3 separate regions of the Mus musculus genome follow, and all the other regions are linked to region 2. Evidence: chromatin contacts called from ENCODE Hi-C or POLR2A ChIA-PET data. All regions are on one chromosome and are shown on one strand. Each heading gives the region's core, a stretch centred on a gene start or an enhancer-like site at or near the end of the contact. The rest is flanking DNA. Distances are from core to core; before and after follow the strand shown. Region 1 holds the start of Ccne2 (cyclin E2). Region 2 holds the start of Dpy19l4 (dpy-19-like 4 (C. elegans)). Region 3 holds the start of Trp53inp1 (transformation related protein 53 inducible nuclear protein 1).

Region 1 (4,442 bases), core at 206-2,705, 130 kb before region 2:
CAAGACGACAGCTCCAGCAAAGGGAGGTAACTCCCCCCCCCCCCCCCAGTCTTGATAAGCAATTATGGGTTGGGTGAACGCTCCTTAGGCCTAGACAAGGCACTGGGTCTCCTCTGATCCTGTCTACGTGTAAAGCTGGGAAAGTAAGCTTTAGCCGGTGTGAAGGACCATGCGAAGACCCGGGAAGTGTGACGAGGGCCTTCCTGGGCTCTTAACCACAGCGTGGCACAAAAGGCCCACCGCGGCCGGAGGCCTCCAGGTGCATCTCGGGAAGGGCCGGGCCGCGCGGCCGCTGTCCTTGGCGCCCTCGCACCGGCTCACTCCGGACCAGGATGGCTAAGCGCGGGACCGCCGGCCTGCGGGAGCCCTTCCTGCGCTTCCGCGGCCTGGGGGTGGTCTTTGTTCCCCAAGCGGCGTCGCGCCACGGGACTGTGTGTGCCGTGTCACCCGCAAGCCCGGCCTGAGGGTGCGCAGGGCGCCGAGAGGTAGTCGGAGCCCGGGGCTTAGGAGCGGCGCGGGGCGGCCCGCCACGTCCCGGCAGCGCTCGCAGGCGGGAGGCGCTCCCGCGCAGGCAGTTCGCGCGGGCTCCGCAGGGCGCGCTGGCTGCCGGGCAGGGCCGGGGCGGGGCGCGGCGCGGCGCGGCGCGGCCCGGGCGCGCACGTGGTGCGGACCGTCCTGCTCTCCGGCCAGGTCCCCAGAGCCTCGGCGCTCGTGCGTGCGGACGGGGAGGGCGCCCGCTGGAGTCCCGAGAGGTGGTCAGCGCCCGGAACAGGCGTCTGAGGAGAAAGGCAGCGCGCGGCGCCAATATTTCCCGCGCGGGCTCTGGGAGGGAGCCGTAGGCAAGAGCGGAGTGGCCGCTCGGCGGCGCGCGGGGACAAGGCTCCCACGTACCTCGTCCGGCCGCGCTGAGGCACCTTCCTGTGCGCCGCCGCCCGCTCGTCGCCCGGCGGATGGCTCCGGCTCCGCACGTGGCGGGCGGCGCGCTCCGGCGTGTTTACATTCTGCGGCCGCTCCACGTTGTGCTGCCGTCCTCTCCTGCCATTGGCCGGCTCCTCCCGGAGGGGTGGGCCCTAGGCTCCCGCTCCCCGTGCCTCTGAGGAGACTTGGGGTTCCCCACCCCAGCCCTCCCAAGGCCTCTGCCAAAACGCGGAGCCGAACCGTAGCCTGACACTCCGAGATCTAAGAGCCACCGTGAGGGGGCCCGGCGCGAACTGGAAGGCGTGCGGGAGCCTGTGGTGGGCAACCAGCATGGGGGAGGAGCCTCTGAGCCGTGCAGCCGCGGCGCGCGCAGGTGAAGCGCCGAGAGGGGCGGAGGAGCACGGTCCAGGAGGGCAGCCGTACGGCCACTCGGCGCCCGCCCGCCCGCCAGCCCGTCCGCGCGCACTGAGGGCAGGGCGCGGCGCGCGCGGGCGAGCTGGGCGGGCGCGGGTGGGGGAGGGGAAGGCGCCGGCCGAGGTGTCAGTCTGCGGCGCATGCGTGCGGGGCGGTCCGGGCCCGGCCTATATATTGAGTTGGCGCCGGCGCCAGCTGAGCCGAGCTGTGGAGGGTCTGGCGGTGAGGAGGTATTGGGGACAGGGGCATGCGGGAGCTAAGGGAACCACGTCTGGCGGGAGCCATGGGAGAGGAAAAATGGGGGGCGGGGGTGGGACAAGAAGTAGGAGACTGGAATTCAGGGGTTCCCGAGGTTGGTCCCTGTCAGGATTCTTGTCAGGAGGCCAAGCAGAGGCAGGGGATGGAGTGTGTCCCCAAATGAGAGGCCACGGCAAAGCTTCTCTGGGAGCTTCTCTGTCCATCCTCACTTGGGGAAGGTCTCCCGCGCGAGAGGATTAAGGTGGGATCACTTCACGGAGAGATTCTTAAGCACGGTTTTCTCCTTTAATTCCCCCCCCCCTTTCCTTCTGCTCTTCTGGAATTGGGGTCCCGTCACCCCTGCAAGCGACACTGCCCGCCGGGTGGGGCTGGGAAGGAGGGAAAGGAGCCTGGAGGACGTGACACCAGAAGGTTCCCTCCACCCCCTGCTTCCCCGCCACAGCCGCTCTCCAAATTGGCGCGGAACCGGCTTCTCCACAGCCCGCTCTTGGAGGCTCGTCCAGGCGCCTGGCGGCCGAGGCCAGGACGTGCCTTTCCCACCCTGGTTGTCCTGGGGAGTGCATGAATGGCCCAGATGATCATCTAAGGGTGCTAGGGGACTTTGCAAATTCCTGAACGCACTCGCGTTCCCAGTGTACAGTTAAGGAAATGAAAGCATGAATGTAAAATTACTGAGATAGCGAGTGTATTTCAGAAAATAGTGCAGTGTTTTATTTTTAAAGGTTTAGGCCACCTTCTAGTAACGTTAGTTGGTAACTTCTGAATCAGTTTTAATTTGGAACTTGAAGATTATGGATGACTATGTTCTTGATTTTGTTTTTCTTCTCCCCTATTTAGAGGTTTCATAGTCCTTGAAGAGAATGTCAAGACGCAGGTAACAGTGTTAGTCTTGGAGACATGTTTCAAAATTAGCTGCTGCTTTTGAAATATATGACGTACTAATTAAGCTTCCTTTCTACAATTCATCACAGTAGCCGTTTACAAGCTAAGCAACATGCCCAGCCCAACCAGCCAGACTCTCCGCAAGAAACCCAGATAATTCAGGCCAAGAAGAGAAAAACAGCACAGGTGATTTAAGGAAAAAGAGGGAGAAAGGGAAAAATATTCCTTGCTGAAACCTTAGTTTACATGTTCTTTTCTATTCTTCAGGATGTCAAAAAAAGAAAAGAGGAGATCACCAAGAAGCATCAGTATGAGATTAGGGTAATGCAGAACTGGACAGGGTGGGCTGGGGAAGAATAAGAGTGGAATCATGTGTTATTGCCTTATAGTGGGAAGATTCTGATACTTTAGAGGTGAACTTGAAGGAGGTTCATATAAGCCTGAGTCCTACAGCTGCAGTGTAGATGGCTTAGAAGCAGCTGGTTCCCTTTGGTAAATCCCTCCCTTTTGGAGCTGGCTGGTATACTAGGTCTGCCTATATACTGCTCTTTGTTCATTTTCAGACTACAGTGGAGGGCCCTAATAGCTAATGAGTGGCATAAAAAGGATGTGAGATCACTGTCAGTTTGGCAACCCGGCTTTGGGATCCCTTCCTATGTGTTTACTTGGAGATGGTAATTCTTTCAAAAAGATTCTCTAAGTGATTCCACTTGACTAAATTTTTTGATGTTTTCACATTCAAGTATTAGAAAACACGTTAAAAAGAGCTATTTTTTAAAAAAGTATCCTTGCTAGAATTTCTAGATTCAGAGAACTAGTCTTAAAATTATTTCACTTTACATTAAAATGCATGTTATTATTTCAGTACATTAAGTATTGTATTACCTTGTATTACCAGGCTTCGTTATCTAACTTAAGAAGACTAATATGAATTATATGGCTTTAAAAATAAAATACAGGGCTGGGCGTGGTGGCGCATGCCTTTAATCCCAGCACTTGGGAGGCAGAGGCCAGCCTGGTCTACAGAGTGAGTTCCAGGACAGCCAGGGATACACAGAGAAACCCTGTCTCGAAAAAAACAAAACACAAAACAAAAATAAAATACGAACATCAAATTGGCTATCATTTGAAATTGTAGAACAAAAGCCAAGGTTTCTTAATGCACTAACAAGTTTTTCTCTTTCTGTTTTGAAATGACAGAATTGTTGGCCACCTGTACTGTCTGGAGGAATCAGCCCTTGCATTATCATTGAAACACCCCATAAAGAAATAGGAACAAGTGACTTCTCTAGATTTACAAATTACAGATTTAAAAATCTTTTTATTAATCCCTCACCTCTGCCAGATTTAAGGTAAAGAAAATTTTTTAGTAACTTTATGCTAAACATTAAAAGTGGTAGAATTAAAGCAATGCCAGGTATTTTCTTTTGACTTTAATATAAAATATGGAAACTTGATTTTGGGGGGGGGGTTTGTTTGTCTTTTAGTGCTTCACTTACTGAAAGTAAGCATGTATCATTCTACATGAGATATTTGCAAATGATAGCAAGTGATATACTTAAAACCCAAACTTGGGTTTTACTTAACTTGCTTGGTAAATGTTTCTAGACATAGCAGAACTGAACTACTTTTTAAAATGTAGCTTAAATTTGCCTAGTTAAAATTAGAACATTTTTAAATGAACAGTAGTTTCAATTGACAACTCTACTTACTCCTTACCAAGTTTACTATCAGTTGTGATATGATTAAGAAGTAGAGCTTATAGAAAATATTCATATAGTAATTGACATTTGACTTGAATAAGCAAATTAATGGAGGCAGACAAACTATCTCTGTGCCTGATACTTTGTTCCACCTTAAAAATCATTATAAATGATGCTGCTATATTTTCAAATGTTGAAACTTAATTATCACTGTGATCATATACTTATTTTTACATACACATATATTTATTTTTATCTTACTGGGTG
Region 2 (4,360 bases), core at 1,256-3,755:
TCTGTGAGCTCAAGGCCTCCAAAGCCAGTTCCAGGCTAGCCAGAGCTACATAGTAAGACCGGACAAAGACCGCATGTATTTTAGCCAATTTATCTACTTTGTCATTTTTGCCTGGCCCTAAAAACCAGAAGCTAATTGAGTGCAAACTTCTCACCTCATCTCTATCATTGTTCATCGAACTTCACAACTGAAAGACAAAAGTAATGTTATGGTGATGATATAGTTAGGCAACAGAGCTTATTAAGTCCTGGGTGGTACATGCCTTTAATTCCAGCAGAGGACAGCCTGGTCTACAGGTTCACTTCCAGGACAGCCAGGGCTGCACAGAGAAACCCTGTCTCAAAAAACCAAAGGAAATGAAAGCGAGCGAGAGAAAGAGAGAGAGAGAAGAGAAGGAAAAAGCCAAACTAAATGATGACTACATATCCACAAGAATAACCTTGCTACTTCAATCTCTAGTCCCATCATAGGCACATGAGCCAACAGAGCTACAAACAGGCTTCCAGATGTCCATGTAGACTAGAAAGGGTCCAAGAGAAATGTTAACACTGTTCTCCTCAAAGCCTGTGTCTGTTTCAGGAAGCATCAATGCAAGCACCATTGCACACACAGTACAGGAGAGGCGTCTGGAAGAACATTTACTTCCAGGGACAGCTGGACAACAAAGAGGCTCCTGAAGGACCTGAGAATAAGCCAAAAGCTATAAACTGTACCTGACCTGAATTCAAACAAGAATATAGAGACTGGCCTAATTTTAACATAATAAATACACGATATGTAAACAGAAGGGATTCGGGGAAATTCCTGACACGGGACGTGTTTGCTGTAAATATTATCATCACAAACATCATTACAATAAATATTTATACTTTGTTGACTATTATATCCCAGCACCCAAAAGAATAGAGACTTAGCCAAGGAATTAAATATTTGTTGAAAGGACCCATTATTTTAATAAAACTGCCACCCAGTAATTGTCCTGAATAAAACACATGTTTTTAGATTACCTGTAATTCTATAACCAAAAATCATTTAACAGTTTATAGTCAACTACTTTTACAAAATGATATAGCCTTTTAAAAAGGTCCACATCATAGTTATTAAGTATAATAATTCCATCTTAAATGCAATTTCTGCATATTTACAATATCAAGTTTTAGTGGCACTGTGCGATTTTTCTCCTGTGTTAAGTATTAATGTGCTCACAAAGACAAACTGGTTTATCAACCTACCCACACAGATTTGTAACTAATCACAAAAATAAAGTTTAAAAAAAATCTTTGTCAAATGATAACACATTGCAAACACAGATATAGCTATAGCTAAAGAAAAAAGAGGAATTACATTCTTCCTTACCAGCAACCTGTTTTGAGGCTGGTTTTAGGTAGTATCTTAAATGTGCATGAAATTTAACACGAAGAGCTGCAGGAAGAGGAGGAATGGCTGAATCATGACCTCAGGGACAGGACATCTAGTCCCAGTCAGCATGTACTTCTAATAGTCTTTTGAAAAATGGCTTTCCATTGAATTCTTCAAACTCCCTTCTTGTCTCCTTGGTTCAACGGCTTAAATCTAAACCAGATAACTAACGGTCGCATTCACAACTCCACTCAGTAAGATAAAAACTGCTTTCCAGCAGAATGAAACATGTAACTGTTCATCCGAGCGAATGAAGTCCAAGAGCTCAATCGTGCATACACATCCCATGAAGTTACTATGCCACCAATACTTTTTTACACTATGTATCGTACACTGCTAAGTTTTTTGCCGCTTCCTATCTTTTGCTCACTGTCCAAATCCTCTATGGATAAATATTGCTGGCTAAACAATAAATTCCCTTGGCACTGACCCTGAGGAGCGTGCAGAGCTCTCTCCAGTCCATTAGTTTTAACCCTAAAACTGACCTCCTCCTCCCCTAAAACCACTTACATGCCCCTGCCCTTTGGCATTTGTTATCCATTAGAGCACAAGTGAACTCCGTCAGGTTCTGCGCGTCCATCCCAGATCCCAGCCTCAGTTTCCCGCGAGGGGTGCGATCCCTCCCATTCTGCACCCAAAGCTTCCAGCCTGGACCAGAACCCACCCAAGCTCGTCCTGCTTTCCACTGCGGAGCAACTCCGGACCCGCAGCCCCGCCACCCAACAACAGCTTCCTTTCCGAGACTCCTGACTTTAAGTTCCACTTCTGCGTCCTATTTCGGGAGACGAAACTTTGGGCCATTTTCTCGGCTCGCGCCCGGTTCCACTGCAAACTCGGGGGCGCGCGCCCCCGCCCGCCCTGCTCCCCGCGGCCCGCAGCCAGCAGTCAGGCCCGGCCCCTCTCCCGAGCCCGCCGCGGCAGTTGGCGCGCTACACGCCGGAGCCTTCACCTTCTTCCTTTGCCATCGTCTCCGCGGAGACCCGAGTGGCCCTACGGCTCCCGAGCAGCCCGGAGTCTCCCAAACCTCCGAGTATCCAAACCCCGCGGCCGCCCCGGCCAGCTCCCGGCTGCCGCGCCCCCACTTCCTGACCCGCCCCCCTCTGGTGTCTCCGCCAACTGGGTCCCTCCAAGGCGCTCCGGGAACCAGAGTGCAGGGAGCGGGGCCCGGCCGGAGCGTTTCGCTAGAGCGCCTCAGCCATGCCCACGATGGCCACGGGATGGCAATGCTCCTGGGAGGAGCGAGTCCCCGCCGCCGCCCTCGCTCCTTGCTGAGCCTCACAGGAAAGCAGGAGCCAGAGCAAGCTTTTCGTGACGCTGGGATCCGTCTCAGAAAGTCATAGACTGTAGGCCAGATCCAGTCCCTATGTCCGGCCGATTTTTCAAACAGAAAACGGAGTTTCAACTGCAGAGCAACGAGTCCTGGACTTGTTACGATGATTTCAAAGCCAGGCAAGACGTTCTAGGCAGGTCCTTTGGATTAGTAGATGTTTGTTTGTTTGCTTGTTTGTTTTTGAGACTGGATCTCTCTATATGGCCAAGGCTGCTCTCAACTTGCCTCAGGTTCCCTACTGCTGCAATGGCAAGAGTGATACACAGTTTGGTTTAGTAGACACTTGGCGGCTACAAAAAAGTTTGTACCAGGTTATTCCCTATTGTAATCCCAGACCGTGACAAGTAGAGGAAGGAGGTTCATTATCAAGGCCAACCTCAGCTACATAAGCAAATTAAGTTATTATCATATAAAAAAGGAAACACAAGAGAGAGCAACGTGTCAATCACGAAAACTGCCTTGAACAAAATGTTTGCTCATGTCAATATTCTGGAAGAAAGCACAATAGTACTTTATAGTCTGCTATGAGGAATGTATAGAGATTATTTCATAACAATAGAATGCAGTTTAATTTTGTTGTGCAGTGCATGACTCATACTGAGAACACTGTGGCACGCCTTCAGTTGGCCCAAAAGCATGAGTGAACAGCCACTTCAAAAAAAGGATAGCTGTCTGTCTGTCTTTCTTTCTCTTTCTTTCTTTCTTTCTTTCTTTCTTTCTTTTTCTTTCTTCCTTCCTTCTTTCCTTCCTTCCTTCTTTCCTTCCTTCCTTCTTTCCTTCCTTTCTTATGTAGGCCTCCTATAGTAATTCACAGAAACTCCTAATTTTTTTTCCTATAATGCCTGGTTTCTGGATCTGTTCTGATTCTGTGGGATCCTGATCTAGTGATATTGGGGGTCCAATCCTACATTCAGGAGGGACGGGGGGGGGGGGGTTAGAGCACTTGTTTCTGGTTAATTGGGAGTTCAGCCAGAGCCACCAGTTCTTTTTCTGCCTTGCCTTGGACTCAGAGTATACCCTGGTGATACTGGAGGCTGAGAAAATTAGAGGCCCAGCGCTTGAGCTCCCATTGGCAGGGTTTCAACACTTAGGTTGCACAACACAGCCAAGGAACCACAAGGATGTTCCACAACACTAGGTTCATGTCTAGGGTTTGGAGAGGCCCAGCACAGGATGTCTAGCTGAGACAGGATATCTAGTTGAGACAGGATGTCTAGCTGAGACTAGAAGCTGTGACAGAACCCAGAAAGGCCCAGCCTAACTGAAATGGGAAAACTAGACATTTAGGAGACCTCTGGTGGGTTTGGAAGAATCAGCCTCTTTGGCTTAAAAGCCGTCTCACAGTAATGACAAATTAGGTTCATTCCTCTTTATGATTAAACTTGTTTTTCAAGGATCAGGCTATGCTCCACATAAAACCTGTGACCTTAACTACAAATGGTTTTGTACTGCCTGTTCCAGGAATGATAATTATGTCTTTGTTTCAATTTTTTTTTTAACCATCTTGCAACCCTACTTCCGTTTCATAAGGGTTGTCATGGCTACCTTGTTATAACTACCAGTTTTATGCTCACCTTGCAACCATGTCTTTGTTTCAGGATGCCCTTAGGA
Region 3 (4,249 bases), core at 1,306-3,805, 170 kb before region 2:
AGGGAGAGGGGGAGGGAGAGGGAGAGAGTAAAAGAAAAAGAAAGAGAGCGAGCAATCATTTGTTTGCTTAGGATTCTGCCTTTTTGGCAGGACTCAGTGGAGTCAGCTTATCACAAAATGGTCTGCTGAAGCTGGAACTGCCTAGAGGGTCCTTTTCTCTCATTCCTATCTGGTATCCTGGCTTGGATGAGATGAACTGTGCTCCAGGGCCTGGCTAGGCATCTTTTACCTTGTGGCCTCTTAACACAGATGGTTTGAACTTCTTCACTGCATGACTGAGTCTGTCCTGTCTTGTGGTTGTCTTCTACTAGACTACAAAGCAGACACTGCCAGATTCTCTTCATGCTCAAAAGTATAAGTCCATTACTGGTACACTGTGTGGTCAAAGCACCAACAGAGCTAGCCCAGATTCAGGGTGCATGGGTATGGGGTAGAGGATTATATTTCATGATGGAGGCCTATGGTGGCTGTCTCTGGAAGCATCATTTACCTCAGGTTGTTTCTGTCATAACAAGGTACTGCTTTCACAGCCCCCCCCCCCCTTGGTTTTTTCGAGACAGGGTTTCTCTGTGTAGCCCTGGCTGTCCTGGAACACACTCTGTAGACCAGGCTGGCCTCGAATTCAGAAATTCACCTGCTTCTGCCTCCCAAGTGCTGGGATTAAAGGCATGCACCACCACTGCCCGGCTGCTTTCACACTTTTGCCTTTAGGAATAACAAACTTATTAAGCTGCACGAGGTAAGTTTTTTTTTTTTTTTTTAAGAAAAAAACTAGACTTTTATAATTGTTAATAAATTTTGGTTCTAAATGGGAAGATGACCTCTAGATGGGTTCCTTCCCTCCTCCACCCCAAACCCCCAGGGACACAGTGGCCTCTAGATGGATTGATTCTTAAAGGGAAACAACAGATGGTAGGGCTCCTAACATAGCAATAATATTTGACAGAAAATATTTGATTTGCCAAAATCTAAAATCCAGACTGAGCACAGATCACCCTTGAAGCATGTATGGTCAAATGATCAACACATACTGATCATTACCTGAGTGTCAGACCAATTCTCTGACTCCCTGCAGAGAGCAGAGGGTCTTGGAGATCAAAACCCATTTCTCCCCTGGAAGGCTCGGTGTTTTAAGTGTTTTTTTGTGGTCTGGAATGGGTTCCCCTCTCCTAATTTGGGGTTGGTAAATTAAACAACAGGGAGCTGATGGGCCCACAGTTTCAGGAAAACATGTCCAGGACTAGCCTGGACCAATCACCAAGAAGAGAACCCCTGCTGACAGGAGAAAAAGCACACAAACAAGGTCTTTGTCTCATGTCAAGAGGACGAGGAAGAAGCCAGATATTTGTCATCTTTATCTATAACCTGTTTCTTTGTCCGCACATCTGTATAGCCCAGCGGTTCTCAACCTTGTTAATGCTGTGACCCTTTAATACAGTTCTCATGTTGTGGTGACCCAAATATAAAAACTGTTTTTGTTACTATTTCATAAGTATAATTTGCTACTGTGAATTGTAAATATCTGTGTTTTCCGATGATGTTTTCTTAGGTGACAAACAGGCTGTGACTCGATGGTCTATCCGAGACCTAGGAGTCTCTTGAGACTACCAAGGCCAGAAGATTACATCTCAGCCCCACAGAATCCATATAACTGACAGGACCAACATGACTCCTGTCACTCCTAGTTAATCCCCCAATGTATGTGCAGTAGAGCTTTGGATTAGACTCTCTTTATAAATGTAGTGTCTCATTTTCTTCTCACTATAAATAGCTGGTGAGGACCTAGGCGTCCTGTGAATGTTTACATTTTGTAAAAAAGGTCATAACCTCCTCAGTTCTTATAAGGCTTTAGATGCAGACCCCTGGGAAGAAACAGAGGTAATTCTTCACTCGGGGTTCCTCTTTTCGGAAGTTAAGGCCCTTTAGGCCGAGTTCTGGCCTCCTCTGCCCGACTTTTGTCTTTCTAGAGCAGACTCTTGGGGGGCAAGACCTGAGAGCTTCCTGTTCAAGTTCATAAGGCAGACTAGGCCCCGGCTTACTGTCTAAGGGGTGAGGAATGAGTGGGACACAGGCATCCCATGTATTTGGGGCCCTGACTTCTTTTAAAACAATGTCCAGCGGTGGGTTGCCTTCAGCATCGCGACTATTGGTTTCTCTCCACACTGACCAGAGGAGCAACTACTATCCCTAACCAGCCCCTCAGCAAAAGGGGGCTGAGTGCCTTGTACCCACACTCTGGGCTCCTCACTCAGCCGAAGCGGCTCCGGGGGTCGGGCTCTTCTCCTCTCGGTCCCGCCGGCTCCCACCACGGCCAGTCCCGGGCCGCTGTTCTTCCCCCTCCTCCCGCTCACCCGGAGTGTTCTCCGGCTCCCGCTTTGTTGCCCGGGCTTGTTTCTGCCCCGGGCGCGCCGCCGGCCCAGTGCCAGGTCACGTGCGTTAGTGACAACCTCTCGCAGGGCGGCCCCGGAGGCCCCCGCGCAGCCGATTGGTCGGCCTGCGGCTGGCGCGGCTCGGGGCGGGGCTGGGAAGCCGATCAGCTGTTCCCAGAGCTGCACAACAACAAAAGGACCCGGACGGGCCGGCGGCGGCCAGGGCAGCGACCGCAGCGCAGGAGCCCGGCCTGCCGCAGCTACCTCAGCACCCGCAGCTCTGCTCGGCTCACGTAAGTGCGGGCTACACAGGCGGGAGGGCGGCGGTTGGTTGCCCGCTCTCTGGCTTTCATGCCGGACTCTCTCCCTGCCGTGACGAGCACGGCGACACCGAGAACCTGCGGGTGACGGGAAACCTGCTCCGTTACCCGGAGACCCGCCCGACCCCTCCTGACCTCGCGCATCACCGAGCCTGCACCTGTGGGGAGAGCACTTCCCGTCGCTTCCGTCCTCATCAGTTTGGTCGCTGGCACTTGGGGTGTGCTAGAGACTGCTGTGGGTTCTAAATACTTCGTTTCAGTCGCGACCGCCCTGCGAGGCCCCAACATTGCTTATTTAAGCGGAGGAAACTTGGAGGCACAGAAAGTAATTTTAAGGCCACACAGCTAACTAAAAGGAAGCGGTGTTTACTATTTGCAGAGGGATTTCACGTGCAATTCCTTCATTTTGCTTCCACTTTCACGGTGTGTTTACTCCGTGTAAAAGTTCAGAGCAGATTAACGGGGAACCCCTTTCCACCTGTTAACTCCTTAAAGACTAAAGGAGTTCCTGGCTGAAAGAGCTCTTTCAGAATGCTGAGTAGTTTTGAGCTTGGGTCTTCGGACCGACATCATTACAAATGCCCCAAGATCTTTCTCCCCCCCCCCCCCCTTTGGTTTTATTCGAGACAGGGTTTCTCTGTATAGCCCTGGTTGTCCTGGAACTCACTTTGTACACCAGGCTGGCCTCGAACTCAGAAATCTGCCTGCTTCTGCCTCCCAAGTGCTGGGATTAAAGGCGTGCACCACCACGCCCGGCTATGCCCCCAAGATCTTAAAAATCACATCTTTGGTGGTGATTGTAAGGTGTGAAAACACTAGGCAGCTTGTACAAGCCTCAGCCACTATAATTTTCAAAGTCCTTGCTGGAAACCATGGCCTACTAATTTTTGTGACCAGTGTCTCTTTTGTTTTTCATCTTGTCTTTTACTCCTTTCTGCTCCCTAGTGTATTTCTCATGGAAACGACTGCTTTCAAAAGTTAAGGTTAACAAAGCAGTGAATTACCAACCTAACCGCTCTCTGTTCACTGTTTTCAGACTTCTGAACAGGATGTGGTAAGTCCTTGTAAATTAGCTAAATAGACAGAGGTGTAAGGAGCACAGGCAACTCTTTTGGCTTGGTATTTTTGTAGTTCAAAATTGATTTTTAAATTACTTGAATCAAAGGTGGCCCATGCCACCAAGTACTAAACAGGTGGCAGTGGGAGAATCAGTTCAAGGCCATCCCTTGTTTCTGACTAAAAGAACAAACCTTTTTATTAGCATCTTTGTTTTTTTGAACTGCTAGGTTCTCTTCTTCCACCATGTATATTCTGGGGATCACACTCAAGCCATCAGGCTTGCCACCATACACGTTGCCATGTTGAGTTATCTTTCTGGCCCATAAGAAATCATTTTTGTTTGTTTGTTTTGTTTTAATTTATTTATTATTATATCCAAGTACACTGTAGCTGTCTTCAGATGCACCAGAAGTGGGCATCAGATCTCATTATGGATGGTTGTGAGCCACCATGTGGTTGCTGGGATTTGAACTCAGGACTTTCAGAAGAGCAGTCGGCACT

What was found. A loop is a pair of places that touch in the nucleus more often than their neighbours do. ChIA-PET counts read pairs that join two places held with the same protein, here RNA polymerase II (POLR2A).
Region 1: a map of heart shows a loop between it and region 2 (3-fold over the local background). The contact joins the promoter of Ccne2 here to the promoter of Dpy19l4 in region 2. A Hi-C loop is called at or near these places in 1 of 37 maps with a recorded cell type or tissue (heart). POLR2A ChIA-PET finds 5 or more read pairs at or near these places in 2 of 5 experiments (Patski and embryonic stem cell).
Region 3: a loop to region 2 is called in a map of heart, with 3 times the contacts of the local background. The contact joins the promoter of Trp53inp1 here to the promoter of Dpy19l4 in region 2. A Hi-C loop is called at or near these places in 1 of 37 maps with a recorded cell type or tissue (heart). POLR2A ChIA-PET finds 5 or more read pairs at or near these places in 1 of 5 experiments (embryonic stem cell).

What each region holds. Positions count from the first base shown.
Region 1 is chr4:11,190,254-11,194,695 of GRCm38, forward strand. Ccne2 (cyclin E2) reads left to right here and starts at 1,456. Exons shown (of 12, transcript NM_001282943.1): 1 at 1,456-1,562; 2 at 2,428-2,464; 3 at 2,562-2,658; 4 at 2,740-2,793; 5 at 3,673-3,824. The coding sequence starts at 2,451. It overlaps A630034I12Rik (a long non-coding RNA gene), which reads right to left and starts at 977. Exons shown (of 3, transcript XR_001784240.1): 1 at 892-977.
Region 2 is chr4:11,319,632-11,323,991 of GRCm38, forward strand. Dpy19l4 (dpy-19-like 4 (C. elegans)) reads right to left here and starts at 2,506. Exons shown (of 19, transcript NM_001081201.2): 1 at 2,369-2,506. The coding sequence starts at 2,384.
Region 3 is chr4:11,153,886-11,158,134 of GRCm38, forward strand. It overlaps Trp53inp1 (transformation related protein 53 inducible nuclear protein 1), which reads left to right and starts at 2,556. Exons shown (of 4, transcript NM_021897.4): 1 at 2,556-2,662.